2 separate regions of the Homo sapiens genome follow, and region 2 is linked to region 1. A link is a loop called in an ENCODE intact Hi-C map of the cell type or tissue named here. Cell type or tissue: HCT116. All regions are shown on one strand.

The links. Hi-C counts contacts between places; a loop is a spot of excess contacts. Peaks named below come from ENCODE experiments on the same cell type or tissue, not always from the same donor. Only the 100,000 strongest peaks of a DNase experiment are listed, where the experiment ranks them.
Region 2: a loop joins it to region 1, with 2.1 times the contacts of the local background. A loop is called at or near these places in 9 of 110 quality-filtered maps.

Annotation. Positions count from the first base shown.
Region 1 is chr2:128,741,753-128,749,752 of GRCh38, forward strand. It overlaps LOC124907888 (a long non-coding RNA gene), which reads right to left and starts at 4,678. Exons shown (of 2, transcript XR_007087233.1): 1 at 4,615-4,678; 2 at 660-3,891. In HCT116, no CTCF peak of the experiment used is centred here; no DNase peak of the experiment used is centred here; H3K27me3 peaks cover 5,292 bases.
Region 2 is chr2:129,260,706-129,268,705 of GRCh38, forward strand. All of the region lies in intron 1 of LINC01854 (long intergenic non-protein coding RNA 1854), which reads right to left. The region is part of intron 2 of LOC105373612 (a long non-coding RNA gene); the gene reads left to right. Among named protein-coding and RNA genes, the nearest start is that of LINC01854, 9.2 kb to the right of the region's middle. In HCT116, no CTCF peak of the experiment used is centred here; no DNase peak of the experiment used is centred here.

The sequences.
Region 1 (8,000 bases):
GCCAACATGGGGAAACCCCATCTCTACTAAAAATACAAAAATTAGTCAGACGTGGTAGCGAGCACTTGTAATTCCAGCTGCTTGAGAGGCTGAGGCAGGAGAACGGCTTGAACCCTGGAGGCAGAGGTTGCAGTGAGCGGAGATCATGCCACTGCATTCTGCATTCCAGACAGAGCAAGACTCTCAAAAAAAATAAATAAATAAAATGAAAGAAAGAAAGAAAGAGAAAGAAAGAAAAAAAGAAAGAGAGAAAATGGATTAAAGACAGGAATAAGAAATGGAAAAACAAGAAAAACTTGTTAAATAGAAAACATAAAATAAGATGACAAGGGCTGGGCACAGTGGCTCATGCCTGTAATCCCAGCACTTTGGGAGGCTGAGGTGGGTGGATCGCCTGAGGTCAGGAGTTCGAGAGCAGCCTGACTAAAATGGTGAAACCCCATCTCTACTAAAAATACAAAAATTAGCCGGGTGTAGTGGTGGGCGCCTGTAATCCCAGCTACTTGGGAGGCTGAGGCAGGAAAGTTGCTTGAATCTGGGAGGTGGAGTTTGCAGTGAGCAGGGATCGCGCCATTGCATTCCAGCCTGGGCGGCAGAATAAGTGAGACTGTCTCAAAAAAAAAAAAAAAAAAAAAAAAAGACAAGAATAAGCCCAAGCATACAGATGATCATTTTTAATGTGAATAAGGTAACTTCCCTATTAATGGATACATACTATCAGATTGAAGTTTGCAAACAGCATACCTTACACAAAGTAACATGGCAAAAGTTGGAAATAATAAATTAGAAAAACTGTAGCAGAGAAATATTAACAAAAATAAAGGTGACATAACAATATCAGAGGAAAAATAATTCAAATTCCTAAGCGTGAAGATCTCCCTACTCCCTCTGTGCTGGGTGGCAGCCAGGGATAGGACAGGGAGCCAGGTCAGCTGCCATGAGGTGAACAGACAGCAGCTTACAGAAGCCACTGAGACCTAGCCCCATCACCCGCTACCCCAGGGCATCCCAGGTAAAAGGGGTAATTTTACAAGAAGAAATAGGTGTCAGCAATTTATGCATTAAAAGCATAGCCTCGAGGTACATTCAGCAGAATGAGGTAGAAATACAAACTGTAAAGCTGTAATTACAAGGCATGACATTAATATATTTCACTCAGAAATGGACAAAAACATCAAAGACTGTTGAGGATTTAAAATAATACAGTAAGTTTTATCACACTTGTGTTTGTGTATTTGTGTAAACGGGATGTATATACATATATATTTTTTCAATAGATAATATATAGTATATCCTAAACCCACAGGCCAGTCACAAAATCGAACATGTCGTAAGACTGAACACTAAGAAAATCTCAATATTTTCCAAAAATCAAAATCCAATAGGTTATTTTCCTTTACCATAATTCAATAAAATTAAACATTAACTGCAGAAAATGTCTAAAACTATATCTACTCTTGTGTTAAGGAAGACATGAAAATTAAAATTACAAATCAAATTTAGAGTTCATCCCATATCACAATTCCTGGGATGTAACTAAAGAAGAACTTAGAGGAAAAGATGTTGCCTTAACTATATTTATTAGAAAATAAGAAATACTGAAAATACAGTGTACACTCAACAGAAAAACTTGAAAAGTGAATAAGAAATGAAACCAATTATAGTAGAAAAAATAAAGTAATATAAAACAGAAATTAATAACATGGAAACAAATAAAAATTCTAATGTTAATTAAAAACCAAAAAGCTGGTATGTTATTTTTTGTTGTTTAACTTTTAAGTTTGGGGGTACATGTGCAGGATGTGCAAGTTTGTTATAAAGGTAAGTGTGTGTCATGGGGGTTGCTTGTATAGATTATTTCGTCACCCAGGTATTAAGCCTAGTGCCCATTAGTTATTTTTCCTGATCCTCTCTCTCCTCCCAACCTCTACCCTCCAATAGGCCCCAGTGTATGTTGTTCCCCTCTTTGTGTTCATGTGTTCTCATCATTTAGCTCCCACTTATAAGTAAGAACGCATGATATCTGGTTTTCTGTTCCTGCATTAGTTTGCTAAGGATAATGGCCTCCAGGTCCATCTATGTCCCTGCAAAGGACATGTTCTCATTCGGTTTTATGGCTGCATAGTATTCCATGGTGTATATGTACCACATTTTCTTTATCTAGTCTATCATTGATGGACATTTGGGTTGATTTCGTGTCTTTGCTCTTGTGAATAGTGCTGCAATGAACATACGCATGCATGTGTCTTTATGACAGAATGATTTATATTCCTTTGGGTATATACCCAGTAATGGGATTGCAGGTTTCAATGGTATTTCTGTCTTTAGGTCTTTGAGGAATCAGCATACTACCTTCCACAATGGTTGAACTAATTTCCACTACCATTGACAGCATATAAGCATTCCTTTTTCTCCACAACCTTGTCAGCATCTGCTACTTTTTGACTTTTTAATAATACGTTTTTGACATTTTAATAATAAGCCATTCTGACTGGCATGAGATGGTATCTCATTGTGGTTTTGATTTGCATTTCTCTAATTATCAGTGATGTTGAGCTTTTTTTCATATGCTTGTTGGCCGCTTGTCTGTTCATATCCTTTGCTTGCTTTTTAATGGGGTTGTTTTTTTCTTGTAAATTTGTTTAAGTTCCTTATAGATGCTGGATATTAGACCTTTGTCAGATGTATAGTTTGCAAAAATTTTCTCCCATTCTGTAGGTTTTCTGTTTACTCTGTCAATAGTTTATTTTGCTGTGCAGAAGCTCTTTAGTTTAATTAGATCCTATTTGTCAACTTTTGTTTTTGTTGCAATTGCTTTTGGCACCTTTGTCATGAAATCTTGGCCTGTGCTGATGTCCTGAATGATATTGCGTAGGTTGTCTTCCAGGATTTTTAAGTATTTAATCCATCTTGAGTTAATGTTTGTATATGGTGTAAGGAAGGGGTCAAGTTTCAATCTTCTGCATATGGCTAGCCAGTCATCCCAGCATCATTTATTGAATAGGGCATCCTTTCCCCATTGCTTGTTTTTGTCAGGTTTGTCGAAGATCAGATAGTTGTAGGTGTGCGGTCTTATTTATAGGTTTTCTATTCTGTTCCATTGGTTCACGTATCTGTTCTTGTGCCAGTACCATGCTGTTTTGTTTACTCTAGCCCTGTAGCATATTTTGAAGTTAGGAAGTGTGATGCCTCCAGCTTTGTTCTTTTTGCTTAGGATTATCTTGGCTATTCAGGCTCTTTTTTCTGTTCATGTGAATTTTAAAATAATTTTTTCTAGTTCTGTGAAGAATGTCAATGGTAGTTTCTTGGGAATAGCATTGAATCTATAAATTGCTTTGGGCAGTGTAGCCATTTTCACAATATTGGTTCTTCTTATCCACGAGCATGGAATACTTTTCCATTTGTTTGTGTTGTCTCTGATTTCTTTGAGCAGTGTTTTGCAGTTCTCCTTGTAGAGATCTTTCACTTCCCTTGTTAGCTGTATTCGTAGGTATTTTATTCTTTGTGTGGCAATTGTGAATTGGAATTTTTTCACGATTTGGCTCTCAGCTTCCCTGTTGTTGATGTGTAGGAGTGCTAGTGAATTTTGCGCATTGATTTTGTATCCTGAGACTTTGCTAAAGTTGCTTATCAGCTTAAGAAGCCTTTAGGCTGAGAGGATAGAGTTTTCTAGATATAGGATCATGTCATCTGCAAACAGGGATAGTTTGACTTCCTCTCTTCCTTTTTGAATGCCGTTTATTTCTTTCTGTTGCCTGATTGCTCTGGCCAGAACTTCCAATACTATGCTGAATAGGAGTGGTGAGAGAGGGCATCCTTGTCTTGTGCAGGTTTTGAAGGGAATGCTTCCAAAAGCTGATATTTTGACAATAATAGTTCAACTTCTTGGTTCTGATGAAAACAAAAAGAAATTCTAAGGACTAATAATCTTCTTTATAAATGAGATAAGTGGCAGACTATAGATACAGGGGAGATTTAAAAACTTTCAAACATGTAAATCTTTATAGATTTACTTGAAAATAATATAATAGATAAACAGTTTTCCAGGAATATGAAATGACCAAAATTGAATTTAGCAACAATAGAAAACCCATCTATGAAATTTTCAAAGCAGTAAAAAAATGTATCCTTAAAAAAGCCAACATGTCTAGACAGTTTTATAGGGTATTTTAAAAAACCAAATCTATAAAAAGACAAACTGTATATTAATAAAAAGTCCCAGAGCATACAGCATAGAAAATGATGGAGAAGCTGCTCAATTTATTCCATGAAGCTGGAAAAACTCCTCCAATGAGGACAGGAAAAAAACCCACCACTTTAGAACATAGAGGCAAAAGTCTCCAATAACATATTGACAAGTTAGATCTGGCAGTGCATCCAGAGTGTATGTCACAACCAGGAAATAAATACCATGATATGTAATGTGTGGTATTTATTAAAGTCCCTGGCACAAAGTAAGTAATCAAGTCAGGTATTAGCATTCTAATCCTGAATAGATGGTTTTATATTGATGATAATTTTTAGATAAGTCACCATATTAACTATTAATTGAGAAACAAGATATATGATCACCTACATATTTGGCTGAAATATGCATTTATTAGGGGAACTTACAGACAGCTTCAGCGTCCCTGGGATGGATAGAAAGAAAAGAGAAGTTCATCCTGGGTATGTCCATAGCAAGGGTGAGGTTGTGGAGTCTATAAGAGGGCTTAAGGCATTTGGCTCAGGGCCAGGGCTAGTTTCTACATGTATAATAGCAACAGGGTTAGCCTCAGTGTTTTTGAGCACGGACCTCAACAGTTTTATCAGTGTCTGGGAATGTTCAAGGTCCCGGCTTGGGTGAAGCCTGCGGGGAAAACATGCAGCTGCCAGGGTCACAGAGCGGTCAAGGCACTCTGTGTTTCTCAGTCAGGACAGAGAAAAAGTGGGGAAACTGGGGGAGGCTACAGCTACCTTCAGTGCTATGACAGTATTATTAAGGACAGGAGGTGGGCAAGAATTCCCACTATCAACATTACACCAGATGTAGCTAAAGAACAGATCAAGACTTAAAAAGACAAATTACAGTGTTGGAAAGGGAAAACCACATTTGCAACATGTATGTACTGAGAAGATCCAAGGAAACAAACCTAAAAATGTGGTAATCAGACAAATATAAATGAACACACAAGAATCGAATACTTTCCTGTAAATCAGGATTGCCCAATTAGAAAATGGGAACGACAAATATGACATGCATTCAGCAACCCAAAACATAAAAAATTGAAGTACAAACTTTATAAGAAATATGCAAGATGTGTAACAAGAAAATTAAAAATTATAAAACACAAATGAATATCATTAAAAGAGACCTAAATAAATAAATATCATGTGTCTGAATGGAAAATTCAGTATTTAAAGATGTAAACTCTCTTCCTATGAACTTACAGAACATCTCAACAAAATCTCTATTGGATTTTTAATGGAAATCCAAATGGAAGAGAAAATGCGCAAGAATAACCAAGCAAACATTTGACATAAAAGATCAACAAATAGTAAAAGGTATACCATTAAGCCAATGACTTATTGAAAACTTATGGTACATGCACAGGGCTCAACCAACAGATTAACTCAACAGAATAGTAAATTTTACAGTAAACTTAAGGATTTGTGGTAATTTATACCTGTATCTGTGTTTCTCAAATCCATGGGGAAATATAGCATTCTCATAAGCAGTGTTGGAAAAATTGACTACACATTTGGAAAAATGAAATGAGATATCTAACTCTTGCTCTGCAATAAATAAATCAGCTGCATTAAACAGCCACATTTTTAAAAACATAAGCATTAGGAGAAAATTTAAGACAATATATAAAACTATTTTGGGGGGAGCGTATATAATCCAGACACTTTTTATAAAACATTTATAGATAATTTGACCAAAAACTAAAAATAACTTCTAGAAGAGAAAAATACCACTAATAAATTAAATGACAAATAACCAACTTTTGGAAAACAATATTCAGGAAGTTAGGGGCTACTTACTATCCATCTTTCTATATAAAGAGCTTCTAAAAGTCAGTAAAGAAAATGAAAATAATTTAAAAGAAAAATGGGCAAAGGATGCCAGTGGAGAATTCACAGATTCAGAATCTGTGTGTGAAAAGATGCTCAACTTCAAAGGGAATGTAAATTTTAGCCATAATACTGTATTTTGTTTTGTCTCTCTGGTTTGCAAAAATGAAAAAGACTGATAATACCCACTGCTGGCAAGCATGTGGAGAAACAGGCCTTCTCATCTGCGGTGTGAGAGAGGGCAGCTTGGTGAACATCAAGCTTCTTGAATACAAGTTGCCAATCTGTTCAACTGTAAAATGCACATACTCTTGAAGAAATTTTACTTCTAGGGCTTTAGACTTAAATTAAAAAAAATCTTGTTATATGCACATTAGGATGTCTACATGAGATGTTAAGGAGGCTCATTCTAGACTTTTTTATAAAGAGAAAATTTGAAGCAGTATCAACGTACATCTACTCTGGAGTGCGGTGCAGCCATTACGCAGAATGAGGTAGACCATGCGGCTGACAAGAAAAGAGTATTTCCAAAATGGTGGTGCGTAAAGCAAAGAAAAGTATATGTAGTATGGTTCTGATGTTTAACTTGTAAAGATGACATTTACAATGATGCATGTTTATACAAGTAGGGGTGTGTGTGTGTGTGTGTGTGTGTGTGTATGCACAGAAAAGTGCCTGGGAGTGGCATCCTCCCGGCTGACAGTGGTGAGTCCAGATGCGGGCAGGGGGAGCCGCTGCTGATGCGCGAGTTGTCTGAAGCCCTTCGGGGAGAATGCATCTGCTCAGGCTGCTGCGAGCTTGCCTAAGTGAACTTTCCAGAGCTTCAGTCCCAGAGCCGTTGTCATTGCAGAAGTTCTTCTTGCGGTTAGAGTTCCAAATGCTCACATTATTAAGCCACCATCCTCAGTCCATTGGCCTTGGTCTCTAACCCATCATCTTGGAAAGCCCTCAACCCAGCAGCCGGGAGTTCAGCTCTAGGAATGGAGAGGATGGGGCACGGAGGGAAATCCCCTATCAGAATGAGGCAGAGCTCTGGCAGCACAATGGTAACTCACTGATGTTGGACCCTCATTTTCACTGGGAAAGACCCCAGAGGGTGGGGAATTCAGATGCTGCAGGTCTCCCAGCTCTGTATCTTTTAGTAGGGAAAGTCATTAATATGTGTAATCTGTTCAACCGTGTTGTAGTAATTATGTCTCCAGCCAGTACCCAATGTGACAAGATTAGCAGAGAGCACGGTTATTCATCAGTGAGTTGTCACAGCCTAATTGTCCTTTAAATGCATCAGAATGCAGTGGAGGTTGAAGAATGCGGGGAGAGATCTCCGTAGCTTCCCTGAGAACCAGCACAGGTAGACGCTGACAAAATGAAATACAGTTTCCGAGCAAACAGTGGATCCCAAATAAGGGTGTATCAGCACACATTGCCCTTCCCAGTTTTGCTGTGTTCTTCCTTGCACCCCTGACATCTACTTAATATTCACAGGGGCTGTCATCAATGAGGGCTACCCCTATACCAGACAGCTTAGGAACAGCATCTTTGAGCTGTGCAGTAACTGTGAAGTGGCTACTGCATGATGCCCATTTTACAGATGAGGAAACCGAGGGTCACAGGAGTTAGGTGAACATCCAAGATTCTGTGGCAAATAATTAGAAAAACTGAGAATGAAACTCAGTCTAAAGCTCTCTCTCTCTCTGTGTGTCTCTCTGTGTATGTGTGTGTGCTGGAGAAGTTGCTGAACATGCCCCGTGTCTGGAATTCTCTCCAGCTTATGCGTGTTTGCTGTCAGAACTCTTGAGAGAGGCTACCCTTGACTACTGCAGCCCAAAGGAATTACCTCTACTGCCTTAATTCTCCCAGTTGATTAGAATTCACTCCCGCACCCAGCCTCCCATTGGTTTGCTGACACATGGGTTCAAAGCGGCCTTCAAGCTAGTGGGGAC
Region 2 (8,000 bases), 520 kb after region 1:
TAGAAGTAAAACTATTTGGACAAATTTTATACATTTTGCTATGATTTTTGATATGTATTACTAAATTTTCTTCCCAAAAGATGGCATTGATTTATATTCTCATCAATAGTATATGAGATTATCTATTTTTACACATTATTAATATAGATGTATTATAATCATTATCATAATTTTAATACTTTAATAAAGTAGAGATGAAATTGTATTTTTGTATTAAGTTACATATTTTTCCTTTCAGTAAAGGTGTCTTAGAGAACACTCCATTATCCTACCCTTCTGGTTTCCAGGAGGAAGATTTTTCTCTAAATACTCTTCTTTCCCTCCATTCATTACTCTCCCTGGAAGTAAAAGCGGTTAGTTGGTTGGTAGGTGGCAACATTTAGCTCCATGTTTCACAATTAGCTGGAGCCAGTGGACCAAATGCTTGATCTTTTTCTAGCCCCCATCTTCCACTCAGGCCAGGGGGAGCAGTGACTTGGGGAACTGTGATGCTTTTCAGGTGTGATCTCCAGTGGGCCTTCTCATGCTCCAGACTGTGTCCAGCATATCTTTTCTAGCTGTGTCTTTCTGCCCAGCATGTTATAGTAAGCCTGCTGACTTTGTCTTATTTCTCAAGTGATTTAGAACCTGTGTAGGAAATATGAAGTACCATTTTGTTTACTTGGTACTAGTCATTTGCAGATCTTCATGAATAAATTGTCTATACAGAGCCTTTGCCTGTTTTGGTCTTGAGATGTTCATATTTTTCTTTCTTTGTGATTTGCAAGAGATCTTGATATAATAATGATAATAGCCCATAGCTGTCACATGTGTTGACTGTTATCCAATATTAGTGCAAATACATAAATACATATATGTGTATATGTGTATGTTGTGTACATACACATATAATTATACAATAAATATACATATATACCCATACAATCACATACACACATATGTGTCTTTGCTTTTTCTTCTTTAATTATTCATAAAGTCCATGCTTATCCAAAATTTCAAGTTGAAATGAGTTTGTCAGGGATTGTGTTGGTCACTGTTTGAATTTCATAGAGAAGCTTCTCAAGTTATTGTGACCTTACTGTGTCAGATACAAGATTTAGTAGCCTGTGGGCATAAACAAGATGTTAAGAGCTTTGGGTCTGAGGAATGACCACCCTCATAGAGAGTCCACTACAGAAGCTCCTCCCCTTTGCCTTGCAAGGCCTGGGGCTGGCAGTAACTGGGATGAGGACTTCCTGGATTTCCTTTGGTTGTGCCTTCTGGAATTCAAGGTGGCTCCACTGGAAGTGGTAAGGGCCAGTGACTCCCCCTATTTGCCTATCCTTACCTCCAATGCTGCTGGGTGTCAGAGAGTGTTTTGGGAATCATGCTGGGATTTTTTTCTTCCATTTACATTCATAGTTTTCTGTGAAAACTATTCCTTCATGCAGTATTTTGGTGACTGGTCAACATTTCCCTAAATCCAGTTTCATGTCATAGATCTATTGTCTGGAGGAGATTTGGGAATGTAATCACATCCTTTCCTAGTTTTTAGTAATGGTATGGATTTTCCCCCTATTTTTATATGTGTTTAGTGAGGCTAATAGCTAAAGATGCAGAATAGGTAAATACATATATTGCAGCTACCATCTTTGCTAAAACTTCTATCAGTGAGTATAAATTTGGTTGGGAATTGTGGATTTAAATATCTTAGAAATTAACTACCAGGGCAAATAGTGTCTTTGGTTTTCACAATATGCAGTTGTCCTTCCTTTATGAGACATTCAAGTGGCTGTGGTCATAGCCCCTTGCAGTGTAGTGGAGCCAAAGACAAGTTCTGGCCAATGAAATGTGAGCATAAGTCACCAGTGCCATTCCTGGGCTGAGGCAGAAAAAGTGGCCCCAGAGAGGTAACTGCCCTCTAGAGTGAACTTTGCATGGAGCGAGCTATAAAATTTTGTTGTGTAAGTCTGACAATCTGGTGGATGTTGGTTACTAGAAAATAGTCTAGCCTACCCTCTTTATCCTGTATAAAAAGGTTATTATTGACACTTCTGTATTAGTGTTTCCTGTTTTTTCTTTGCTTTCAAATGAGGGTAAAACAAATAGGAGAATTAGAAACAAAGAGGTGGCCTATACTTGAGAAACTATAATATGCACCTAACATTGTACATCACAAGAAGAAACAAAGGCAATAGGATTTTTCCAAGAAGAGTTTTGGCAACAGCCTTTCCCAAAGCTCTGGAACCCAATCCAGACTCCCTTCACAAGGTGAATTCAAAGTGTGTTAAAGCTGTGTTCATGTAATATGATACTTCAATTGCCTTAACAATGATTAAGAGTAGCTAGAAATTGGCAGTAAGAGGACCTAATTTTATCTAGGCATTTGAGGTCTTTGGAGTTTTGTTTCAGTTAGTCAGGTTCATGAAATGGGGAGGAGATCTAACACCACCAAGAGCCCCTGAGGACAGCTCATTTCACCTTAGCAAAGCCCTTTAGTGACTCTTAGGAGGCACTAAGCCTCTGGGATACTCCTTTTCCAAAAGGAATATGTAGCTAAAACACATGGAATTACCTATTCTACATCTAATTTTAGCTATTAGCCTCACCAAGCTTATATAAAAATAGCCTCACCAAACATATATAAAAATAGGGGGACAAATCTGTACCATCACCTTTTCCAAAGTCTGCACCATTCCAGAATTTCAGAGCTCACTGCAGACATCACAATTATAAACCCAGACTAGGAACAATCATCTGACATTGGTACAGGGGACGCATGAGGGAGTGAAAAGAGCATTTGTCCAAGAGTCCTGAATAGTGGCTCCATCCCTACCAGTAATCACCTACAGGACTTTGGGCAAATCTTTTTCCCTCCTTGAGCTTTAATTTTCTTATTGAAAATCTATTCTATCCTAAAAACCATAAGTTTTCTAGATGAACTACTCTGTAATGATGGTTTATTACTAGTCAACACATAAACTTAACAGCGTGCTACTAGTCAGGAGCTTGGCTGCCTATCTGTTTATTTAATTTATATGCACTCAAACCATGCAGTGCAGCCTGAGTAGTGACCTGGAATGCAAATGCACACACAAAGTAGAGATGGCGGCCCTTTTGTGAAGAGAGGCTGATTGCAGCTGCCCATGGCCAGACAGCCCCCTCTGTCTGCCTTCTTTCTCTCAGCCCTGTCTTTGCACTTAATATGTTTCGAGCTTCTGTGCTTTCAAGTCTACAGTAATTTATCTTGTGCACAGAAAGAGTATAAGATGTGACCTAATTAAATTCAAAATAATTAATGGGAAGCTAACAGAGAAAACCATGATAGTTTAGAGATTTTATGGCCACTGCATCAATAAAACTTCTTCTCTCACATGACCTGCATTTCACTGGTTTCCTTTCCTTCCACTATTTATTCTGTTTGCAACCATTGTAGGCAGAACAGAGTATTACAGAATCACAGCAATCTGCTCTCTATTTTTAAACTGCAAGGCTGAACATCATTCTTGCTCTTCTCATTCAATGTGAGTGCTCATTCCAATTTCTTTAAATCTGGATGGATTGTTTTATAGTAAGGAATGGCAACAAAATGAATTGATAGGTAACAGAAGGGAGTCCTCAACAGGCTTTTTAGGGTAATGGCATTAAATGGTGGGATGTAGAATTTTCTTGAAAATACCAAAAGTTCATTTTGCAGATTTTCTTTGAAATGTTTTTTCCAAATCTTTGTCTTAAGAACAAATATTTGAAATGAAGATTAATCACAGTAAGAGTAACAATGTGCCCATCCAGATTGGCATTCTAGGACTTATGCACAGCCATTCATTCACTGTAATAGAGAAAGACAAATAACATAGGAGGAAGAGGGTCACAGCCTAGCAAGCAGAGAATGCACTCTTGAGATAACCTGCTTGGCTTCATCCCAGTCCTGTCACCTACTTGCTACAAGCACTGAATCACTTAATTTCCCTATGCTTCAGCTTACACATTTGTAAAAAAAAAAAAAAAGGTGAATGATAAAAATACATTCTCCTGTGGGTTGACATGAGGGTTAAACCATTTGATATATGTAAGTGTGTACATAGTTGGCATTCATAGGTGCCATAGGAGTGTTGGCCAGGACAACTTACTTTGAGGAAAGACTCTTCAGAGAGTGTAGTTTGGATCTTGCCCAATAACTCCGATTGGGAATGATTAGCAAGGGATGTCAGGGATATCTGCAGCCCTTATCAATTCCCATGACCCAGAGACACTCAGGTGTGAGATCAGGAGGGAGGCTGAGGTCGTGGTGTCCTGAAAAATATGAAGGAGCAATCAAGTGCAGAGGATGTAACCTAAACTCAGAATGTAGCATGATGTTTCAGAGACAAGTAAACCTTGAGATTAAGAACTATTTACTATTTTTCCTTTCTAAACATGAAAATCCCAGCCAGGACCCAGAAGTGTCATGGTGATCTATCTGGACTTGTGTTGGTTTTTGCAGCTAAAGAATCTAGATGTGGGTCAACCGTGCATGCATCCATGAAGCAGCTTAAAACCCACACCATTTTCCCTGTATTACAAGGGACTTTTAGTGGGGGCGCTTGGGGTGCAGATCCCACCTGCTCTCGCCAGTGCCATCAATAATATGGTCAAATCCTATGAGAGTCTAGGGAATGTGATCTATGCAGGCCAAGCTGAGGCTGTACACTAATCAGATGAGACAAGTCTGTGATTAGCCCATCACAGCTACTTTTTGTATCTCTGTGCCTTGAGTGCACCTTTCTATTAGAGTTTCAGGAAAGGGGAATAAAACCTGAATCCACTTGCTGGAATAAGACTCTAATAGCTCAAACTTTCATGCTAATTCACTAACAACACTGAAGGTGACAAGAGGATCATAGAGAGCTATGAAGGTAGAGCACATGCTATTCAAGGAGTTGCTTATATTTGCATCAACTGAGAACAAAGCAACTAGGAAAGGGTGAAGTTACAAAGGACTCCTTTGATTTAGTCATTAGGGGATTGTCTGATTATGAGAGATAGGTATATATTGCTAAGGAGATAGTTCAGAGGCAACTGGATGGGCTGGGAGTGAAAAAATCTCAGTTGTTTCAATATAACACTTACTAGCAAAGAGTGTGGGACAATCTCATCATTTTTCTGATTCTTGAGTTTCTCATCTGCAAAACTGGAGATTAATAACCAATGTGAAACTTTCTTGTATTCTAACACTTCATGGTACTCAGTATCAAAGCCTTTCTTGAACCTCAAAATAGAAATACAGAATAAGGATGTTAGAAAGAATACTCAGAGAGCTGCAGAAAATCAGTGAATAAAGTGCAGATAATGTGACACTTGGAATGATTTACATAATAAGTTAACAGTAAAATTAATTGGGATAGGGGTAACTGCACTCAACCATAAATGAGCAACTGGAAGAGGAATCAGATCCATATCCAATATAAGCTCACTGTCAAGAAAGTTTGTAAACTTTATGACTAAATAAAATTGAATAAAAATATTTTATAACAGAAGTGACATCAGCAAGCTGAAAAAATACAAGATTCCAATTCTCACAGACCCATATAAACATTGATTTTTGACAATCAAACACTGTCAGGAATATCTATATGAGAACCTAGGAATACAATGGAGAGATTCCAGCACGCTGTTCTAGCAAAAATATAATTACAAATATAGTTAAGAAGGTAAGAAGAACAGTGTCACTTTAAAATATTACCCTTCCCCCAAAGCAGCACAGCTCAGTGCCAAGAGAGACCTCATTGGCCCACAGTTTGTCCCACATGTGAAAGTGAGAGTAATGTGAGATCCTGACTTCCCCAGGCTTGTGAGATATTGCCCAAGAGGCCCAATTCTGCCTCATTCCACCCAAACTACTGAGAGCGTCAGCATAACTATACAGTCTAGAGGAGTTAGAAGTGGGGAAAAATGATGGGGGCTCACTGAAACTTTCAAGTGAATTTCAAAAACTGGACACAGATACTATTAACTGTCCTGAAAACTTTCCCAAGAGGCCTGCCCATGACCCCTGTGAGACATCTCACCTAAAGCCCCTGCATGAACTTAGCATTCCACAGGTATCCTTGAGATGGTATATGAAAGTCTCTGCAGCACAGGTGAGTCCCTGCAGATTATGAACAAGCACTCACAGAGAGACAGCTTGATTTTGGAATATTGAAAGAGGACATACAATCTTAAAAAGAAGAAACAAGAGGTGTGAGGCAGGCGCATCCATAGAAAAGGCCTGACAGATTTCCCAAATATCTAGCTGGGCTGACTAATAAAAGTCTTTCTGTCCTAAAATTAGTCAGTAAAGAGTGGAGGAGAAAACTACTTCTTCAAACACAAGGACAGTAAGACAAACTTCAAAGAACATAAAGAATCAAGAAAACATAACACCAACAAAGGAACAAAATAACGTTCCAGTGGCTGACTCCAACGAAATGGCAATCGACAAATTGCCTGATGAAGAATTCAAACTAATCTAGGAAACACAGAGAGAAAACCTAAACAATATTAGTAAAACAATACATGAACAGAAGGAAACATTCAACAAAGAGAGAGAAACCATAAAAAAGAACCAAACAGAAATTCTGGAGCTAAATAATATAATGACTAGACTAAAAATTTCAATGGAGAGTTTCAAGAGCAGACTCAATAAAGCAGAAGAAATGATCAGCAAGCTTGAAGACAGGTTATTTGAAATTATTCAGGAGGGAACACCAATTTAAAAAGGAACAAAAAAGAATGAAAGAAGCCTATGTGATTTATGGGATACAATCAACAGAAACATTTTATACACTATGGAAATCTAAGAAAAAGCAAAGAAAGAGAACAGGGAGGAAGCTTATTTAAAGAAATAATAAAAGAAAATTTCCCAAATCTGGAGAAAGAAATGAACATCCATATCTATGATACACAAAGGACCTCAATAGGCTCAACATCAAGAAATATTAACCAAAACATATTATATTCAAATTGTCCAAATTTGAAGATAAAAAATTAAAACAGCAAGAGAAAAATTGGATTATCATATACACAGGAACTGTCATAAGACTATCAGCAGATTTCACAACAGCAACCTTGCAGACCTGGAGAGAGTGGTATGATACTCAAAGTGCTATAAGAAAAAAGCTGCCAAGAAAGAGTATTTTACCTGGCAAAGCTGTCTTTCAGAAATGAAAGAGAAAGAAAGACTATTCCAAACAACTAAAAGTTGAGGAAGTTTATCACCATTAGACCTGCACTACAAGTAATGCTAAAAGGTGTTCTTCAAGTTGAAAGAGAAGAACACTAAATAGCAACAAAACATATGAAATTATAAAACTTACTGATAAAGGTAAGTATAGAATTAAATTCAGAATACCTTAATATTTTAATAGTGGTGTGAAAATCATGTTTAATATTAGTATGAAAGAAGACAAAATTATAGAATAATTATTGCTATAATAATTCATTGATAAATACACATTATAAAAAGAGGTAAATAGAGATTTTTATGTGATCAAAGTTAGTTTGACATCAGCTTAAAATAGACTGTTACAAGTATGTTTTATGTAAGCATCATAGTAAGCACACACAAACAAACCTGTAGTAGATACACAAAAGATAAAGAGAAAAAAGTCAAACATAATCATACATAGAAATTAAATGAACAAAAAAAGAGAGCAAGAGAAGGAACAAAAGAACGACAAACCAGTCTGAAAGCAATTAACAAGATAGCAAAAGTAAGTCTTCATCTATCAATAATTTCTTTAAATGTAAATTAAATTATCAAATCAAAAAACACAGAGTGGCTAAATGCATTAAAAAAACAAGATCCAACTAAATACTACCAACAAGAGACTAACTTTAGCTTTAAACACACATATAGGCTGAAAGTGAAGAGATAGAAAAAGATAATGTATGCAAATTATAACCAAAATAGAGCAGGTATGGCTATCCTATATTAGACAAAATATATGTCAAATCAAAACTGTCAGAAGGGACAGAGAATGTAACTATATAATGATTAGGCA